Linked DNA regions of Homo sapiens: region 1 is linked to region 2. Evidence: chromatin loops called from intact Hi-C (ENCODE). Cell type or tissue: heart left ventricle. All regions are shown on one strand. Links, peaks and the distances in the headings refer to the core of each region. The heading gives the core; the rest is flanking DNA. Region 1 has its middle 16 kb from the start of PAFAH1B2. Region 2 overlaps PCSK7 (proprotein convertase subtilisin/kexin type 7).

Region 1 (8,967 bases), core at 635-8,634, 94 kb after region 2:
GGCTACCCACATCCTGGCCATACTCTGGACTTGTCTTTATTGGGGGTTGCTTTGCTTTTGAATGGTTTAGTTACATTCCTTGTGGGTTTTCTTATTAGATAAACAATACAAATTAACTGAAGGTAAACTGGAAAAGCAGATGAATGAAAATGAAAACAAAAAAGCACCCAGATGTTATGTTGTTCCATAACACGTTGGTAAATATCCACCCAGACCCTTTCTGTGTTTGTGTGGATGTGTGCATCTGTACATTTTCTTTTTCTTTTTTTTTTGGGACAGAATTTTACTCTTGTTACACAGGCTGGAGTGCAGTGGTGCGATCTTGGCTCACCGCAACCTCCGCCTCCTGGGTTCAAGCGATTCTCCTGCCTCAGCCTCCTGAGTAGCGGGGATTATAGGCGCGTGCCACCGCGCCTGACTGATTTTTGTATTTTTAGAAGAGATGGGTTTTCACCATGTTGGCCAGGCTGGTCTCGAACTCCTGACCTCATGTGATCCACCCCCCTCGGCCTCCCAAAGTGCTGGGATTACAGGCGTGAGCCACCACGTCCAGCCAAGAAAATTTTCTTGAGATCTTTGAGAACTTCTCATTTTTGAGAACCCCACTATACCACGTAATTTTCCAATGAAACGTGCCTGAATATTTTAAGTCATCACTTCAGATATGTAATAAGTGTAAAAGTGTGCTTCAGAAAGAGTAAAGAATTAATTCCATGCCAGGCCAAAATATACACCCTTTTCCTGGGCATGGTGGCTCGTTCCTGTAATCCCAGCACTTTGACAGAGTTTGAGACCAGCCTGGCCAACTTGGTGAGACCCCATCTCTACTAAAAATACGAAAAATTAGCCAGGTGTGGTGGCACGCACCTATAATCCCAGCTACTCAGGAGGCTAAGGCAGCAGAATCTCTAGAACCTGGGAGGCGAGGTTGCAGTGAGCCGAGATCACCCCACTGTACTCCAGCCTGGGCAACAGAGCAAGACTCTGTCTCAAAAATAAAAACAAAAACAAAACATACAACCGTTGTAGTTATCTGGGTCTCTCTTACTGGTTAAGTGCTTTGCTTTTGTTGTACAACAACCTTGAAGATAGTTTCATTCAAATTTGTGCCTCATTAAACAAACAAATCCTGTCTGGGTGCGGTGGCTCATGCCTGTAATCCCAGCACTTTGGGAGGCTGAGGCGGGTGGATCACAAGGTCAGGAGTTCGAGACCAGCCTGGCCAACATAGTGAAACCCCCGTCTCTACTAAAAAAAAAAAAAAAAATTAGCTGGGCATGGTGGCGGGTGCCTGTAATCCCAGCCACTCAGGAGGCTGAGGCAGGAGAATCGCTTGAACCCTGGAGGCAGAGATTGCAGGGAGCCAAGATTGCGCCACTGCACTCCAGCCCAGGTGACAGTGCGAGACTCCGTCTCAAAAAAAAAAAAATCATACAAATCCATTTAATAAGCCTTTTCAGGGTCTTTCTCAAGATAAAAATCCTGATTTCTGAATTCCAAGAGTCCACTGGTGTTTCTATTATAATGTCCATCTCTCTCTTTGAATTAATTACAAGTCTCTTTCCCTGACTAAATATGAATTATTCTATGGCAAGCGTCTTATACCTCTTCGTAGCCTCAGTGCCAGGGAATGCCTGGCACAACAAATATTTCTTGGTAAATGTTTAATGGATGAGTAAAGTCAAGGTTAATTTTTTTTTTTTTGAGACAGAATTTTGCTTTTGTCGCCCAGGCTGGAGGACAATGACGCCATCTCAGCTCCCCGCAACCTCTCCCTCCCGGGTTCAAGCAATTCTCCTGCTTCAGCCTCCTGAATAGCTGGGGTTACAGGCGCCTGCCACCACACCCAGCTAATTTTTGTATTTTTAGTAGAGACGGGGTTTCACTATGTTGGCCAGGCTGGTCTCCAACTCCTGACCTCAGGTGATCCACCCGCCTCGGCCTCCCAAAGTGCTAGGATAACAGGTGTGAGCCACTGCGCCCGGCTTTTTTTTTTTTTTTTTTTTTTTGAGACAGAGTCATGCTCTGTCACTCAGGCTGGAGTGTAGTGGTGTGATCTCAGCTCACTGCAACCTCTGCCTCCCAGTCTCAAGCGATTCTCCTGCCTCAGCATCCGAGTAGCTGGGATTACAGGTGTGTGCCACTACGCCTGGCTGATTTTGGTATTTTTAATAGAGACAGCATTTCACTGTGTTGGCCAGGCTGGTCTCGAACTCCTGACCTCAAGTGGTCTACTCACCTCAGCCTCTTAAAGTGCTGGGATTGCAGGCCTGAGCCATTATGCCCTGCCTAGCCGTCTTCTTTCAGAAGAGATTTGCTCACATTGGCATTTCTTTTTTTTCTTTTTCTTTTTCTTTTTTTTTTGAGACAGAGTTTCAGCTTTGTCACCCAGGCTGGAGCGCAGTGCCACGATCTAGGCTCACTGCAACCTCCACCTCCCGGGTTCAAGTGATTCTCCTGCCTCAGCCTCCCGAGTAGCTGGGACTACAGGTGCCTGCCACCACGCCCGGCTAATTTTTTGTATTTTTAGTAGAGAGAGAGTTTCACCATGTTAGCCAGGGTGGTCTCGATCTCCTGACCTCGTGATCCACCTGCCTCGGCCCCCCAAAGTGCTGGGATTACAGGCATGAGCCACCACGCCCAGCCAGGAGGATCTCTTAAGGCCAAGAGTTTGAGACCATCCTGGGCAACATAGAAAGACCCTATCTCTACAAAAAAACAAACAAATAAAAATTATCCAGGCATAGTGGTGCAGGCTTGTCATCGCAACTAATGGAGAGGCTGAAGCAGGAGAGTTGCTTGAGCCCAGGAGTTCGAGGTTACAAATAATCTTGCCACCACACTCCAGTTTGGGCGAAAGAGCAGGACCTTGTCTCTGAAAAATAATAATAAAAAGAATAAGAAAAAAAAGAGATGTTGGTTAATGGATACAAAAATACAGTAAAATACAGTTAGAATAAGTTCTAGTGTTTGATAGCAAAGTAGGGTGACTATAGTAAACAATAACTTATTGCATATTTCAAAATAGCTGGAAGATTTGGAATATTCCCAACACAAAGAAATGATAAGTATTTGTGGTGATGGATACCCGAATTACCCTGATTTGATTATTACATATTGTATGCATGTATCAAAATGTCAGATGTATCCCATAAATATGTGCAATTGTTATGTGCCAATAAAACAAGAATTGGCCGCTGGGCACCATGACTCACACCTGTAATCCCAGCACACTGGGAGGCCGAGGCAGGCGGATCACGAGGTCAGGAGTTCGAGACCAGCATGGCCAATATGGTGAAACTCTGTCTCTACTAAAAATACAAAAATTAGCCGGGCATGGTGGTGCATGCCTGTAGTCCCAGCTACTCAGGAGGCTGAGGCAGAAGAATCGCTCCAACCCATGAGGCGGAGGTTGCAGTGAGTTGATATCGTGCCGCTGCACTCCAGCCTGGGTGACGGAGCGAGACTCCATCTCAAAAAAAAAAAAAAAAAAAGAATTGGCCTTATAATTAGATCAAAGCCTTTATGATTTGAAGGGCATTAAGGCAGTATCTACAGCACTCAGAAGCCTGCCATTCACCTTTATAGGTGTAGAGGAGGGTTGGTACTTGAAGCCCAGGTGGGACTCTGATTTTTCCTTCTTCACTGTTTCTAGAGTCTCTAGCCCAGAGTGTAGCTAAATCATAGCAACAGATAGAATGCACTAACATCCTGCCAATAACTGCTTTTTTTTTTTTTTTAAGACGGAGTTTCACTCTTGTTACCCAGGCTGGAGTGTATTGGTACTATCTTGGCTCACTGCAACCTCTGCCTCCCAGGTTCAAGTGATTCTCCTGCCTCAGCCTCCCAAGCAGCTGGGATTGCAGGCACCCGCTGCCATGCCTGGCTAATTTTTGTATTTTTGGTAGAGATGGGGTTTCGCCATGTTGGCCAGGCTGGTCTTGAACTCCTGACTCAGGTGATCCACCCACCTCAGCCTCCCAAAGTACTGGGGGTGTGAGCCACCACACCTGGCCGATGCTGCTTTTTCACTCTTGCTCTAGCTATAGTCAAATCTTCCCCCAATCTTAGAAGTGGTGGATGGGAATGACACGTTGGGAATAGGAAAGGAGTTTATCAGTGAAAGGACTGGCATTCCAGGGGACAGTCACATCTTCAGGCTCCTTCTTTTTATGAATTTCCAAGCTTTCTTTCAATCATTTCAGTCAGGGTGACATAGGCTCTAAAGGTGAGGTTGAATAAGTTGCTTGCAGACTCTTGATAGTAGTGGAAAGAAGAGTAAATAAGGCTGCTGTTGCCCATGCCTCAACTCAGGCGTATTGAATTAGAATGCCTCAGGCAATGTCTCCAGATGATGACTATGGCCACTAAAGATTAAGAACTGGGCCAGGCACGGTGGCTCATGCCTGTAATCTCAGCACCTTGGGAGGCCAAGGTAGGCGGATCACAAGGTCAGGAGATCGAGACCATCCTGGACAAGAAGGTGAAACCCTGTCTCTGTTAAAAATACAAAAATTAGCTGAGCGTGGCAGCGCATGCCTGTAATCCCATCTACTCTAGAGGCTGAGGCAGGAGAATCGCTTAAACCCAGGAGGCGGAGGTTGCAGTGAGCCGAGATCATGCCACTGCACTCCAGCCTGGCTACAGAGCGAGACTCCGTCTCAAAAAAAAAAAAAAAAAAAAAAATTAAGAACTGATTTATACCAACTCTCTTTGCTTACATTCATGGAGCAAGCTTATAGACCTGGCAACTTTTGCCTTCGTTAAATTTCATTTGATTTATTTATCACTTAGCTAGATTGCTGATGATGTTTCTCTCTCAAAACAGGAGCGTGAAATGCTTTACACCTTAGGAAATATTAAGGGACATTCCGTTTACAGTTCATTGAGTAGTCATCTTTAAAATGAATTCAGAATAAGGAACAGTCAGTCTTTCTCCCTACCCCCTACCTTCATCCCCAATATATTAAAGAGGCAAAAAGCACACCTGTCCCTTGTTTTCAGGGAAGCTAGAGTGTTGCCAATGGCAACCACCAGACCACTTGAGATTTACTGCTGCAGATTCCCTAAGCAACTTTGGAAACCATCTTTGCAGGTAATCTTCAGTGAGAAAAGGCTATGGATAAACTAGTTCTCTTGCATCCCCAGCTACCACCCGTTTCTGACTTTTCCTGTGTGGCATAGGAGACTCTGAACAGCCTGTTCACCAGGGGAAGAGTTAAGGATTCTGTCTCCACTGTGTCTCTGGGGAAAGGCAGAATATAGAGAAAGCTTTCTTTGGGAAAAGCAGAAGCAGCATCTGCTCTGGGTATAGGCAAATTGCAAGAACTACTTGCCAGGAAGAATTGCTGCCCAGCTCGTAGCCTGGCACGCTGGTGTTAAAAAGACTCTTTTCAAGCTCCATTGGCACTTCTGGGTATTACAGAATTCATAGTTGAATGTTCTCTGAGATCTGTGGAATAAGAAGCACCTTTCGACATTCAGACACACATGGCAAACGTATTAGGGTTCTCCAGAAAAACAGAACCAATAGGATATATGTAGATATATAGAAAGAATTTTATTGTGAGGCATTGGCTCATAAGATTATGAAGGCTGAGAAATCGACCATCTGCTATCTGCAAGTTGGAGGCCTAGGAAAGACAATGATGTAGCTCCACTCTAGGCCTGAAGGTCTGAGAACCAGGAGCATTGATGTCTGAGGGCAGGAGAAGATGAATGTCCTTGCTCAAGCAGAGAGAGCAAATTTGCCCTTCCTCTGCTTTTTTGGTTCTATTTGCCCCCTCGACCGGTTGGATGATGCCTGCCCACATTGGTGAAGATGGATTTTCTTTGTTCGGTCTACTGATTCCATTGCTAATCTCATCTGTAAACACCCTCACAGACACACCCAGAAGTCACATTTTACCAGCTATCTGGACATCCCTTAGCCCAATCAAGGTGACACATAAAATTAACCATCACAGAAAGCAACAAGAAATCAACTCCATGGTCCAGTTACCACTTCCTCTGTGACGTCAGTGATTTCAGTCTGCTGATATTTTTGTTATCTGAAATAACTCTGTCTTACATGAATATTTGCTGGCTTTTTAGGGTCCATCTTCTAATAGGAGCCTCCTTCCTCAATGTTCCTATCAAGTCCATGGGATATCCAACATCCTTCAGTCCCAAAATATCCACAGTGCTCTATCAAGAGCTGTGGATGCTCTGAGCTGTTAACACCGCCTCCCACCATACTAGCTGGCGTGGCAGTTTCTGCTGGGGATTGTCACAGCTCTGATGGGGACAATGCACACTGCTGTATTCGGTTATTGTGCTGTTGTCCTTGCTGGATACTGACAACTCTGTAGGCTGGCACTGCCATGACTCTGTTCCCTCTTGTGGGCACTCTGAGTCTTTTCAACTGCTCCATTGAGAGCCTTCTGGGTATTAAAGGAGTACCTGGGCTGTAGCATAAAATAATTTCCCTTGCTCTTTTGGATATACACTCAGAGAGAGGTCCCAAAACATGTTATTTGAGCCCTAGTGTGTTACAGAGACAGAGAAACAGCTCTTTCTGTTTTTGTTTTGAGACAGCGTCTCAATCTGTTGCCCAGGCTGGAGTGCAGTGGCGTGATCTCTGCTCACTGCAACCTCCACCTCCCGGGTTCAAGTGATTCTCGTGCCTCAGCGTCCCAAGTAGCTGGGACTACAGGCGCATGCCACCATGCCCAGCTAATTTTTGTATTTTTAGTAGAGATGATGTTTCACCGTGTTGGCCAGGCTGGTCTTGAACTACTGATATCAAGAGATCCGCCTGCCTTGGCCTCCCAAAGTGCTGGGATTACAGGCGTGAGCCACAGCACCTGATCCAAGAAACAGCTCTTTCAATGTCTAGACGAGACTTGTCTTTTCCACGTGCCCTGGATTTTCAGCTAAGGGGTCGAACTAGAGTTGCGTTTGAGTAACAATGACCACACCTCATTCTGATGACCAAGGCACTGGCTCTTGAAAAAGGCTATCATGCTTGGCTCCTTATTTCTCTAGAAGGAAGACTCTCAAATGAAGTGCCCAGCCTTCCTGCCAATAAACTTCCTTAGACCCATCCCACCAGCTAGCCAGACACACCTAGCCATACCTGAGTCATCTTCAACAGACAAGATGAGAGCTCTGATCCAACCCTGTGCAGCCATGTGCTATCTTAAAGGTTTTTCATGTTTGTAAACTTTATTTATCCTATAGGATCATAAGACACTTGAGATCCGAGGCCATGTTTTCCACTTCTTTTATATCTGTAACATTAGTGTAGCCCCAGAACTATCCTACCGTGAAGCAAAACAAACCTAAGTAACCCTTTATAATTTAAAAAGTACTTTTGTAAGTATTGTCTCATTTAGTTTTTATAACAACTTTATTAGTTAGGTTATTATTATCTTCACCTTGCAGATGAGATCATTCAAGCTGTCCAAGGTCACCAACCACTTGGTTGCGGAGCTGAGCCTTGAATCACCATTAACTCACTCAATGTTCAGGTCTCTTTCCATTACTCCACTGCTGTCAGCTTCAGGAACCAGCTATAATGCTTATACTCTAAAGCTAGCTGCTACCTTCCCTCTCTTCCCTCCTCATCTCCCAGATCTCAGCAGGAAATGTGAAAGACGACTGAGAACAATTCATTTTTATTTCTTTTCTTTTTTTTTTTTTTAAGACGGAGTCTCACTCTGCTGCCCAGGCTGGAGAGCAATGGCATGATCTCTGCTCATTGCAACCTCTACCTCCTGGGTTCAACAATTCTCCTGCCTCAGCCTCCCCAGTAGCTGGGATTATAGGTGCCCACCACCATGCCCAGCCAATTTTTATATTTTTAGTGGAGACGGGGTTTTGCCATTTTGGCCAGGCTGCTCTCGAACTCCTGACCTCAGGTGATCCACCTGCCGTGGCCTCCCAAAGTGCTGGGATTACAGGCATAAGCCACTGCGCCCAGCCAATTCATTTTTATTTCATCCTCATTCTTTCCTTTTTCAACTTGCCCTCTTGTATGTGGTGCCTTTTCCTGCTTGTACCTGAGATTGTCTTATGGTCTAAATATTTGTGACATCCCATGCCACCCAAAATTCATATATTGAAGCCTTAACCCTCAATGTAATGGTATAAGGAGATGGGGCTTTTCTTGGAGAGGTACTTAGGTTTAGATGAGGTCTTGAGAGTGGGGCCTTTATGATGTGATTAGTGTCCTTATAAGAAGAAGAGGAGAAACAAGAGCTCTTTTTCTCTGCCATGTGAAGATACAGCAAGATGCCTGTTGAGGGCCATCTGCAAGTCAGCAAGAAGGCCCTCACCAGGTAACTGAATTGGCCAGAACCATGACCTTGGACATCCCAGCTTCCAGAACTGTGAGAAATAAATTCCTGTTGTTTAAGTCCCCCCGTCTGTTGTATTTTGTTTTGGCCACCTCAGCTGACTAAGGCCTTGTTGCCCCTTCTTTTTTTTGCCTTGACTCCCAGATCTTTAGCCTGTCATAGTCAAAAAAAGGAGAGGATTCCTTGTTGCTGCTTTGATCATCTGGTTTCTAGGCATTTTTTTCCCACTTCCTTCTGGAAGGAAACAGTATAAAGGTAAGAGTGCTGAATTCATAAAGAGAAAGTTAGCTGATATAACTTCAGATTCCAACTCTGCTCTTTTTTGTGTGAGCTCAGAGAAGTCCTTTAATATCTGCAGCCTTCAGACTGGTAGTTTCATCTCTCTGAGGCTGTTTTCTCATCTGCAACGTAAAGGGATTGCAAAACATGATCCAGAACCTTTTCAGGTATAAAATGTTCTGGTTTTATTATTTTTATTTATTATCATCCTCATTATTATTATTATTATTTGAGATGGAGTCTCACTGTGTCACCAGGCTGCAGTGCAGTGCTGCCATCTCGGCTCACTGCAACCTCCACCTCTTGGGTTCAGGCAATTCTCCTGCCTCAGCCTCTCAAGTAGCTGGGA
Region 2 (8,967 bases), core at 349-8,348:
GCCACAGCACTGCAGCCTGGGCGACAGAGCCAGACTTTGTCTCTCTCTATATATATATTTTTTTGGTGGGGGGACAAGTAATACGTATACATGGTGTAAAAATGCAAAATGGGCTGGGCGTGGGGGCTATGGGGATCACACCTGTAATCCCAGCACTTTGGGAGGCCAAGGCAGGCAGATCACTTGAGGTCAGGAGTTCGAGACCAGCCTGACCAATATGGTGAAACCCCATCTCTACTAAAAATACAAAAATTAGCCGGGTGTGGTGGCATGCGCCTGTAGTCCCAGCTACTTCGAGGCTGAGGCAAGACAATCGCTTGAACCCAGGAGGTGGAGGCTGCAGTGAGCCGAGATCATGCCACTGCACTCCAGTCTGGGTGACAAGTAAGACTTTATCTCAAAAAAAAAAAAAAGCAAAATGTACAAAGAGCATGTAGGGAAAAATAAGTCTCCCACATATGGCTCCCCACCTCCCAGTTCCCCGGCTAGGAGACCAGCATTAGTGAGGAGCTGCTGTGGCCTTCATTGCCTAGGTATCCGGGTACTGGATGGACCTCTCACAGACAGCATGGAGGCAGTGGCGTTCAACAAGCACTATCAGATCAATGACATCTACAGCTGCAGGTGAGGCAGAGCTGCAGATGAGAGGGCAAGAGCCTGGAGCACCTGGGACAAATCCGCCAACAAAATCCCAACCAGTGGGCTGACTTAGGCCGGAGCAGGGGTCTCCTCATTGGGTTCAGCTAATAAGTCCATTGCCTTCATTTCTCTAGATTCCCAGCCACTGGGCACTCAACCTTAAGCCCCCGTCACCCCCGTAATCAGATTGCCACATGAGAAGCCCTGGCCTGTGCACATTTATTTGTTTTCTAAACTCCTAAGGCCTCTGCAAGAAAGCGGGCTTTCTTCTCCATCCACAGGCCAGCTGAATGCCCAACACCAATCCCCCACCCCACGCCAATGCACTGCACCTTCAGGGCATGGCTGTGCTGGACTGGACAAGAAGGAAATGGGGTTGGGGGCCCACATGGCATTGATGGCACCTGTTCCTCCCCCGACATACCTCCCTTAAATCCATGACATCATCCACAGGGTACACTTCCCGATAGAGACAGAATAGAGAACTCCTCAACCTGAGAACCAAGAGCTTCCACAGAAGTTCATGGGCGCTCTGCCTTCTACCCTACGAGTTGGGCCAGGTGCGGTGGCTCACGCCTGTAATCCCAGCACTTTGGGAGGCTGAGGCATGTGGATTGCTTGAGGTCAGGAGTTCAAGACCTGCCTGACCAACATGGTGAAACCCCATCTCTACTAAAAATACAAAAATTAGCCAGGCTTGGTGGTGGGCACCTGTAATCCCAGCTACTCCAGAGGCTGAGGCAGGAGAATCGCTTGAACCTGGGAGGTGGAGGTGGCAGTGAGCCAAAATCGCGCCATTGCACTTCAGCCTGGGCAACAGAGGAAGACGCCGTTTCAGGAGAAAAAAAAAAAAAAAAAAAGGTCTACATGTCTCTGATCCCTAGATCAGGAGATGAGTGACCTCTGTCCCTCTCTGCCACTATGGGCTATGGGGACATTCACAAGGAAAAGAAGAGCCTTAGCACACTTCTGTTTTCCACTTTGGAGAGGGGATGGACCTTTGAACCCTGTGCCTTTTAATCACGGAAGCCTTTAAGTGGAACCCTTGGGAGGAGTTAAGAGCTGCAGGTCAAAGGGCAGCCAGCTGAGACTGGGAGGCGCTGGGTGGGTAGCCGCAGCCTGGCTCTGGCTGTCCCCTCTAGGTATTTATTTCTCAACAGCTGGGGACCAGATGACGATGGGAAGACAGTGGATGGCCCCCATCAGCTTGGAAAGGTAACTGGCCTGCACAAAGACTCTGAGAAACGGGATGCCCTCTTCATACAGTCCCGGGAGAACTGCTGCAAGTTGACCCATCTTCCCACTCCACCTCCACGCTCAGTCTCCTTTCAGGAAGAGAACACCTAACGTCGGGGCAGGAAGCCTAGGGGACGTTTGTTCCTAGAGAGGGAAATGGAACAGTGCTTTGAGATTGTTTCCCTTTCATCTTATCCTCAGCTCCCATGCCTGGCCCCACCCTGTCCTCTGATAAGCAGAGGGTGTCCATCAGTCATCATTCAACTCACAGCTGCCCCACATCCTGGGTCAACTCACAGCTCCCTCACATGCGGGGTCCATCTTCCAATCTTTCCCCCATGCCCAGTGCCCTTTGAACTTTTTTCCCTTTGTTTCTAGAAGGGGTGGAGAGGGTGACTGATGTGGTAGGCGGAGGTCTTTCTGTGGGTTCCTCAACTGACACCCTGATGTTTTGGCTCCTCAGGCTGCCTTACAACATGGGGTGATTGCTGGTCGCCAGGGCTTTGGGAGCATCTTTGTGGTAGCCAGTGGCAACGGAGGCCAACACAACGACAACTGCAACTACGATGGCTACGCCAACTCCATCTACACCGTCACCATAGGTAGTCACCCAATGTTTCTGTGCTCCTGTGTGTGTGTCACCGAAGGGTTAGGGCATCACACGTCTTGTCCTAGCTTCTGTGTGTGTCTAAATGTGTGAGCACAATAATCTCTTTGGGCTCAGATAGGACTAGCCCTGCTTGCAGAGGACCTTGGGACTTCTTAGATGTCAGCATACCCTGGGAACACCTTCAAGCCATCATCTGGAGATCACCGAGCTGCCTCCACCCCACCACAGCTGGTTAGGCCTCTGCTCTGGCCTGTCTTTCTGTGGGCCACCTTCTGCCTGCTGGAAGCCTCCCCTGACTCCCCACAGGCCTAAATTAAGTGCCCTTTGCCTGTGCTCCCAGTTAGCATGTGTTTATTTACTTACCTGACTTCTACCTGACTCTAGGCTCCTCGAGACTAGGACTGCGGCCTTTTCCATATGGCCCTGATGCCTGGCACGGGTGTGACCCACAGTAGATGGGTAATGAATGTTGAAAACAGTAAGCATGTGAATGAATAAGTGGGTATGAAGGTAGAAGGCTGCCAGTTGTACCCCAGAGCCTACTGAAAGAATGGTATTGCGGCACAGAATGCCCTCTGCCACTTGAGACTGCCTGTTCAGAAGAGGATCAGGACTGCTCTGAGGGACGTGGGCCGCTCAGATCATGTTTCAAACTCAGGACAGCCCCCCAGGATGGTAACTCCAAGATAACTGACATTAGCAAGCCCCTGCCACAGGACCCCCTCTGCATCTCAGCTCTAATCTCCCTCCTCTGTCCCTAGGAGCTGTGGATGAGGAGGGACGCATGCCTTTCTATGCAGAAGAATGTGCCTCCATGCTGGCAGTCACCTTCAGTGGTGGGGACAAGATGCTTCGGAGCATTGTGAGTGCCTCCCGGGCCCTCCACGGCCTGCCCCTTTCCCACAAGACTTCACGTCTCAGACATCACAGCGCTTCTCACTGTTCCCTGCTTCCCCGCCCCAACACTCAGGCTCCTCTTCCCCCACAGAGCTGGATGTCTTAAGGCATGCCACCCTTGGAGTAGTAGACTCGGGGACTCTGAATACATCTTGGGAATGCTTTTATCTTAGAAATTTGGATTTAGGACGAATATACATATTTTTAGAAACTAAGTGTCACATGGGGCCAAACATGGTGGCTCACTCCTGTAATCCCAGCACTTTGGGAGGCCAAGGCGGATGGATCACTTGAGGTCAGGAGTTCAAGACCAGCCTGGCCAACATGGTGAAACCCTGTCTCTACTAAAAATACAAAAATTAGCCTGGTGTGGTGGCGGGCATCTGTAATCCCAGCTACTTGGGAGGCTGAGGCAGGAGAATCGCTTGAAACAAGGAGGCGGAGGTTACAGTGAGCCAAGATTGCACCACTGTACTCCAGCCTGGGTGACAGAACAAGACTCCTTCTCAAAAAAAAAAAAGAAACTAAGTGTCACATGGATTAAACAACTTTTTCACACTCAAGGAAATGCACAAACAACTTCTTTGCAGTGTCTTCCTTTGGTAAAATTTGGGCTTTTGCTAATTTCTGTGGACTTAAAAAAAACTCCTAATTCCATTGCCCTTCAGCTCTTAGGTAAATACTGTGAGTTCTGGTCATGTGCATCTTCAGGAGGAAAGCTAGTCTGGTTGTCGTTTTTATGGGATGAGTGGGAAGAGGAGTGGGGGAATGTCTCATGTCAACACCAGAGAGAGCTCTTTCTCTGGAGCTATAATTGGAGCCATAGCAAATGAAATTCGAGCAGGGTCATGGAGCTTCTCTAACCTGTGGAACCCATTTAAAGAATTTGAAGACGATCGCCTACACCCAGCTGGGCTTAGCGCCATCCCAGCAGGTTTAAGGCAGGCCTCTAGACCATCTTCCTAGAGCTCCCTGCCTGTCCCTGTTGCCCGCAACCATATAGTGTGGGCATAGGAGGCTCTAGGCAGGAGCTGGGCTGGAGCCAGGTGGTATCAAATTTCTCCAGTGGCTGAGTCGGGAGATCTCTCTGGGGCCATTGGGAATTAGGCTGCTTTGTCTTCCTGCTGGGTCAAATTTATTTTCCAAAACTAAAATTTTGTTATGCCAATAAATGACTTCTGGTCAACACAATGTTCCAAGGCTCTGTGCCAGTTGACCCCTACTACCCCCTCCTCCCAGCCCCAGGGAGAAGAGAAAAGGGAGTGGACTAAAGTAGAGAGGGAAGAGAGGCTGGGCTGTGTGCACAGAGGGCACCCACTGCAGGCCAGGCTGGGTTAGGAGGAAGAACAGGAACATACCAAACTCCACCCTCTAGCAGAACTCTAGGGAACCCAGCTCGCCCTGCCCAGGCCAGGGACCTAAGAAGGTTCTACAACATAATTGTCACTCTTGCTCTGCTGTACCTGGCCTTTCTCATTTTAACTCACCTCAGCTTCTCACCCTCACCACCCTCTTCCATCTGAACTGTAATTTGCCCAGAAATGAAGAGAGAGTGTGTTTAGCAGAGTTCCCATCTTTGGAATGTCCTTGCTATGGAAACTTCTTGTTGCCAGTTTCTAGTCAATGACCAGGGCAGCTGGGTAGAGCTGTCTTTCTGAGGGCAGAGGCTGGGGGCATATGCTTCCCACCATTTGGCTCCCTGGGGAAGCAAAGCTTCTCTGGACTTTTCAATGCCTGCCTGTGGCTCCTGCCACCATAGACAAGTTCGTGGGCTTCACAGCCACACTTCAGACTATCACTGCAAGGCTGTTTCCTTAACAGGAAAAAAAATCAACCCGCTCCCTTGCATAAACCAGGCTCCCACTCTCATTGAGACAACCACTTGGAGAGTGCTTTTCCCTTTTTTTTCTGGGAGTGCGCCATGGCTGGGTGAAAATTACATCTCTTGGCAGCTGCTCTAACAGCTGGGAGGGAAGCAGTGAGTACAGTGGAGAAAGGGCAGCTCTTGGCAGAAGTCGCCACCCTGGTATCTGACCCAGAAGAGAAGTTTGGAAGAAAGAAATTCTCCGGTGTTAGCACTGACACCATGGGCCAACGATCCAAGTGCCATAGAGTGGAGCAGATTTAGGCAGGGCCCGCCTCAGCTAAACCCTCTGAGTCTCCAGGGGTGATGACAGCCCCAAAAGAGCTCGATGCCAGGCAGTCACTGCCTCCCCTTGCCCCATTCTCGCTCCCCACCTCAGAACCACACAGAGAGAAGGGGTTTCATGGCATCTGGCCCAGAGCAGTGAGGCAGCTTGTCCTGTTGAGAGCTGTAGAGCCGGGCAGGCGGGCCTTATAGACACTGAGTCCATGCAGGGCTCGGGGGTGGGCAAGGACACAGTCCTCTCTTGCTGGAACACACTCCCTGTGTTCACGCCGACATCATTCCAGCCCCTGTCGCGGAGCTGCCAAATTGGATTTCCTTGAATAGTGCCGTCAGTGTTGTCCCAGCTCCAGCTGGGCCCAGTAGCTCCCCTGGCCACTTCCTCTGTCTAGCTTGGTTGTGGGGGTTGAAGGGTTTGGAGTTGGGAGTTGGGATAGAGAATTTAGGAATGGGAGCAAGAATATTAGGAGCAAAAATCGGGAGGCCCCCCCATGGTGGCTCATGCCTGTTAATCCCGACACTTTGGGAGGCCAAGGCAGGAAGATTGCTTGAGGCCAAGAGTTCGAGACCAGCCTGGGCAACATAGTGAGATGCTGTCTCTACAAAAAATAAGAATATTAGTGTGGTGCAGTGGTACACGCCTGTAGTCCCAGCTACATGGGAAGCTGAAGCAGGAGGATCGCTGGAACCCAGGAGTTCGAGGCTGTGGTGAGCTATGATCTTACCACTGCACTCCAGCCTAGGCGACAAGGAAAAATAAGAAAAAAGAAAAGAGTTGGGAAACCCTTATCTGCACTGGATGGGAGCCCTTTCCTATCTCTGCCTCCTTTTGCCAACAACCACACCCTCAAAAGTAACTTTTATTATCTTTGTCTCTGTTCTCCAGATATTCTGTTAGGAGGCCAGGAGGGTTAGGGTTTCCTTTGCCCTGCCCTGCTATTGGGTCCTTCTCTGGTCAAAGATTCAGCTCTAACAAAGGAAGGGTCCACCTGTGAGACCTGTTCTGAGGACCAGCCCTGTACCTTTCCCCCATAACAACTTTGAACTCAGTCTCTAGCTTCTTTTTTAAAAAATATTCTTTTTTTATTTTTTAAAGATGGGTTCTCACTCAGCCACCTAGGCTGGAGTGCAGTGGCACAGTCATAACTCCTGTGCTCAAGCAATCCTCCTGCCTGGGCCTCCCAGGTAGCCGGGACTATAGGTGCACACCACTGTCCCCAGCTTGAACTCAGTCTCTAACCTACTTCCTTTTCCTGTTTCACTTCCAGGTGACCACTGACTGGGACCTTCAGAAGGGCACTGGCTGCACTGAGGGCCACACAGGGACCTCAGCTGCAGCGCCTCTGGCAGCTGGCATGATAGCCTTAATGCTGCAGGTGCGGCCCTGCCTCACGTGGCGTGACGTCCAGCACATCATTGTCTTCACAGCCACCCGGGTGAGATACCAGCAGGTAGACAAGTGGCCTGGCCCAGCCTGCTCCAGAGTTCGGGTATCAGGTGGCCTTAGATTCTCAATGTCCCAAATGTTAGATACTAAGTCTCTTTCAGAGTCCCTTTCAGAGTTGCATATGTAAAGAACAGGTGTGGGGACCCCACAAAGACCACAGGCCTAAACTCATTTTATCTGCAAAGGGGAGCTCTGGCTGTGCCTCCTGGCCCCTTCTCTAGAAGCAAGCCAGTGGGGTGGTGACATCATGGGCTTTGACCTTTTGTCCCAGCTTGCCTTGGGGAATCCATTCCCAGTAGCCATAGTGGGAGAGCGTGGACTGGATCAGCCAGCAGGGCAAGCAGGGAAACCAGAGTCAGATTGTTGAGACTACACTGGCAATGCAAGAGACTAACCAGGACCTCTGTCCTTTCAGTATGAGGATCGCCGTGCAGAGTGGGTCACCAACGAGGCAGGCTTCAGCCATAGCCACCAGCACGGTTTCGGCCTCCTCAACGCCTGGAGGCTCGTGAATGCAGCCAAGGTGAACAGGTGTTGGCAGGGCAGGGTGCCCTGTGTGGAGTGACCAAGGGTCGGAGCTGAATGCCCCAAACTGCCTGGGATATCATAGGTGCCTAGTAAATGTTCATTCAGTTCATTGATTTAACAACTTCAACCTTCATCCCAGCTGATATCCATTTTACAAATGAGAAAGCAGGCTCAATGCTATCACTGAAGTTTCCAAACTACTAATAGAGTAAATGGGACCTGAGTATGTGTGGGACTCAGGATGCTCTGGTTCCCCTCCTCCACCCTGGACACAGCTGTTTCCTCTGGTTCCTTAGCTGGGGGCTGTACGGAGCATTCCAGCGAGCAAGCAGGAGCTGAGGGCTGAAGGAAGATGATGAGGAGTGGAAAAATAAAGACAGCTAAACCTTCAAGATCGTATTGACAAGGGCGTGTGTGTTTGTGAGAATGTGGGTGTGATCATTCTTGTTTGTTGATTTGCCATCCCCTCCTTTCCTTTCATAGATCTGGACATCTGTCCCTTACTTAGCATCCTACGTCAGTCCCGTGTTAAAAGAAAACAAGGCGATTCCGCAGTCCCCCCGTTCCCTGGAGGTCCTGTGGAATGGTAAGTAATCAGCACAAAGGGGGTTAATCTTAGGCCTGAGGTTTGGGGCCGGGTGACAAGGAAGTTAAACTCGTCCTCCCTGCCAGATTCTACCCCCTTTCGGAGCTGAGCTCCAGCCAAACCTGTGGAGTTTTCTTTGACCATTTTAGGACATGTTACTGCTTCTGAGTTGGCTCCCCCAGCTGCTTAAACAAGACCTTTCTCCTGGGTTCCTAGTAGTGAAAAGGAGCAGCAGAGCAACTGAGGAGGAGGGCGGGTGGGAGGCATGGGACTGGGGCTTGGGGAGGTCAGGCGAGACCGGGGTGAGAGCTCAGAGAAGCTCCTGTGACTTCCATGCTAAGATCTTGCCAGAGAACTCTGGTCAGTCCTCGGGTGTCTGGATGAAGTAAAGGAGTTAGGCATTTCTTCCTTTGATTCTCTGGCTTACCTAATAGAGAGAGTCAGATGTGGTCTGCTGGGGATGGACAGAGGGTTTGTAGAAGTCTCCTAGGCTTTAGTGACCCATCCTCTGCCTCCGCCTCCATGGTGGCCAGCATGAACCAGGATTGTCTGAAGGGGTTGTATCCTCTAAGCCAGCGACCTGGTTTTATGTTGAGCGAAGAGGCGGACGCCCTCCCTAGAGGAGAGTGCAGCTGGATCAGGATGCTTGTGCAGAGGATGCCCTGTCTGCACATTTACCAGCGTTTTCCCTACCCCCAGCTCCTTGGGGGATTCTTTTTCCTGGAGTCATTTACTACTTTTTGCAAAGGAAGTATGCTATGCTTAGTGCCCAAACCAAAACTGTCTTCACTTTTTCTGTCCTCCTAGAAAGTGATCAATTGAGAGCCATGGCAGGAGAAGGAATGGCCAGAGAAGGTTACTCAGAAGGGAGGATGAGG

Evidence for each region. Peaks named below come from ENCODE experiments on the same cell type or tissue, not always from the same donor. Only the 100,000 strongest peaks of a DNase experiment are listed, where the experiment ranks them.
Region 1: a loop joins it to region 2, with 3 times the contacts of the local background. A loop is called at or near these places in 4 of 110 quality-filtered maps.

The regions. Positions count from the first base shown.
Region 1 is chr11:117,123,780-117,132,746 of GRCh38, reverse strand. It overlaps the pseudogene LOC101060089. Among named protein-coding and RNA genes, the nearest start is that of PAFAH1B2, 16 kb to the left of the region's middle. In heart left ventricle, for the core only: no CTCF peak of the experiment used is centred there; no DNase peak of the experiment used is centred there.
Region 2 is chr11:117,217,588-117,226,554 of GRCh38, reverse strand. It overlaps PCSK7 (proprotein convertase subtilisin/kexin type 7), which reads left to right. Exons shown (of 17, transcript NM_004716.4): 6 at 534-624; 7 at 1,800-1,854; 8 at 2,339-2,477; 9 at 3,247-3,347; 10 at 6,797-6,964; 11 at 7,391-7,498; 12 at 7,987-8,089. Among named protein-coding and RNA genes, the nearest start is that of PCSK7, 10 kb to the left of the region's middle. RefSeq lists enhancers at 6,893-7,393, 7,848-8,967. In heart left ventricle, for the core only: a CTCF peak has its summit at 4,170; DNase peaks (open chromatin) are centred at 4,440, 4,710, 5,804, 8,135 and 2 weaker places; H3K4me3 peaks cover 722 bases; H3K27ac peaks cover 5,404 bases.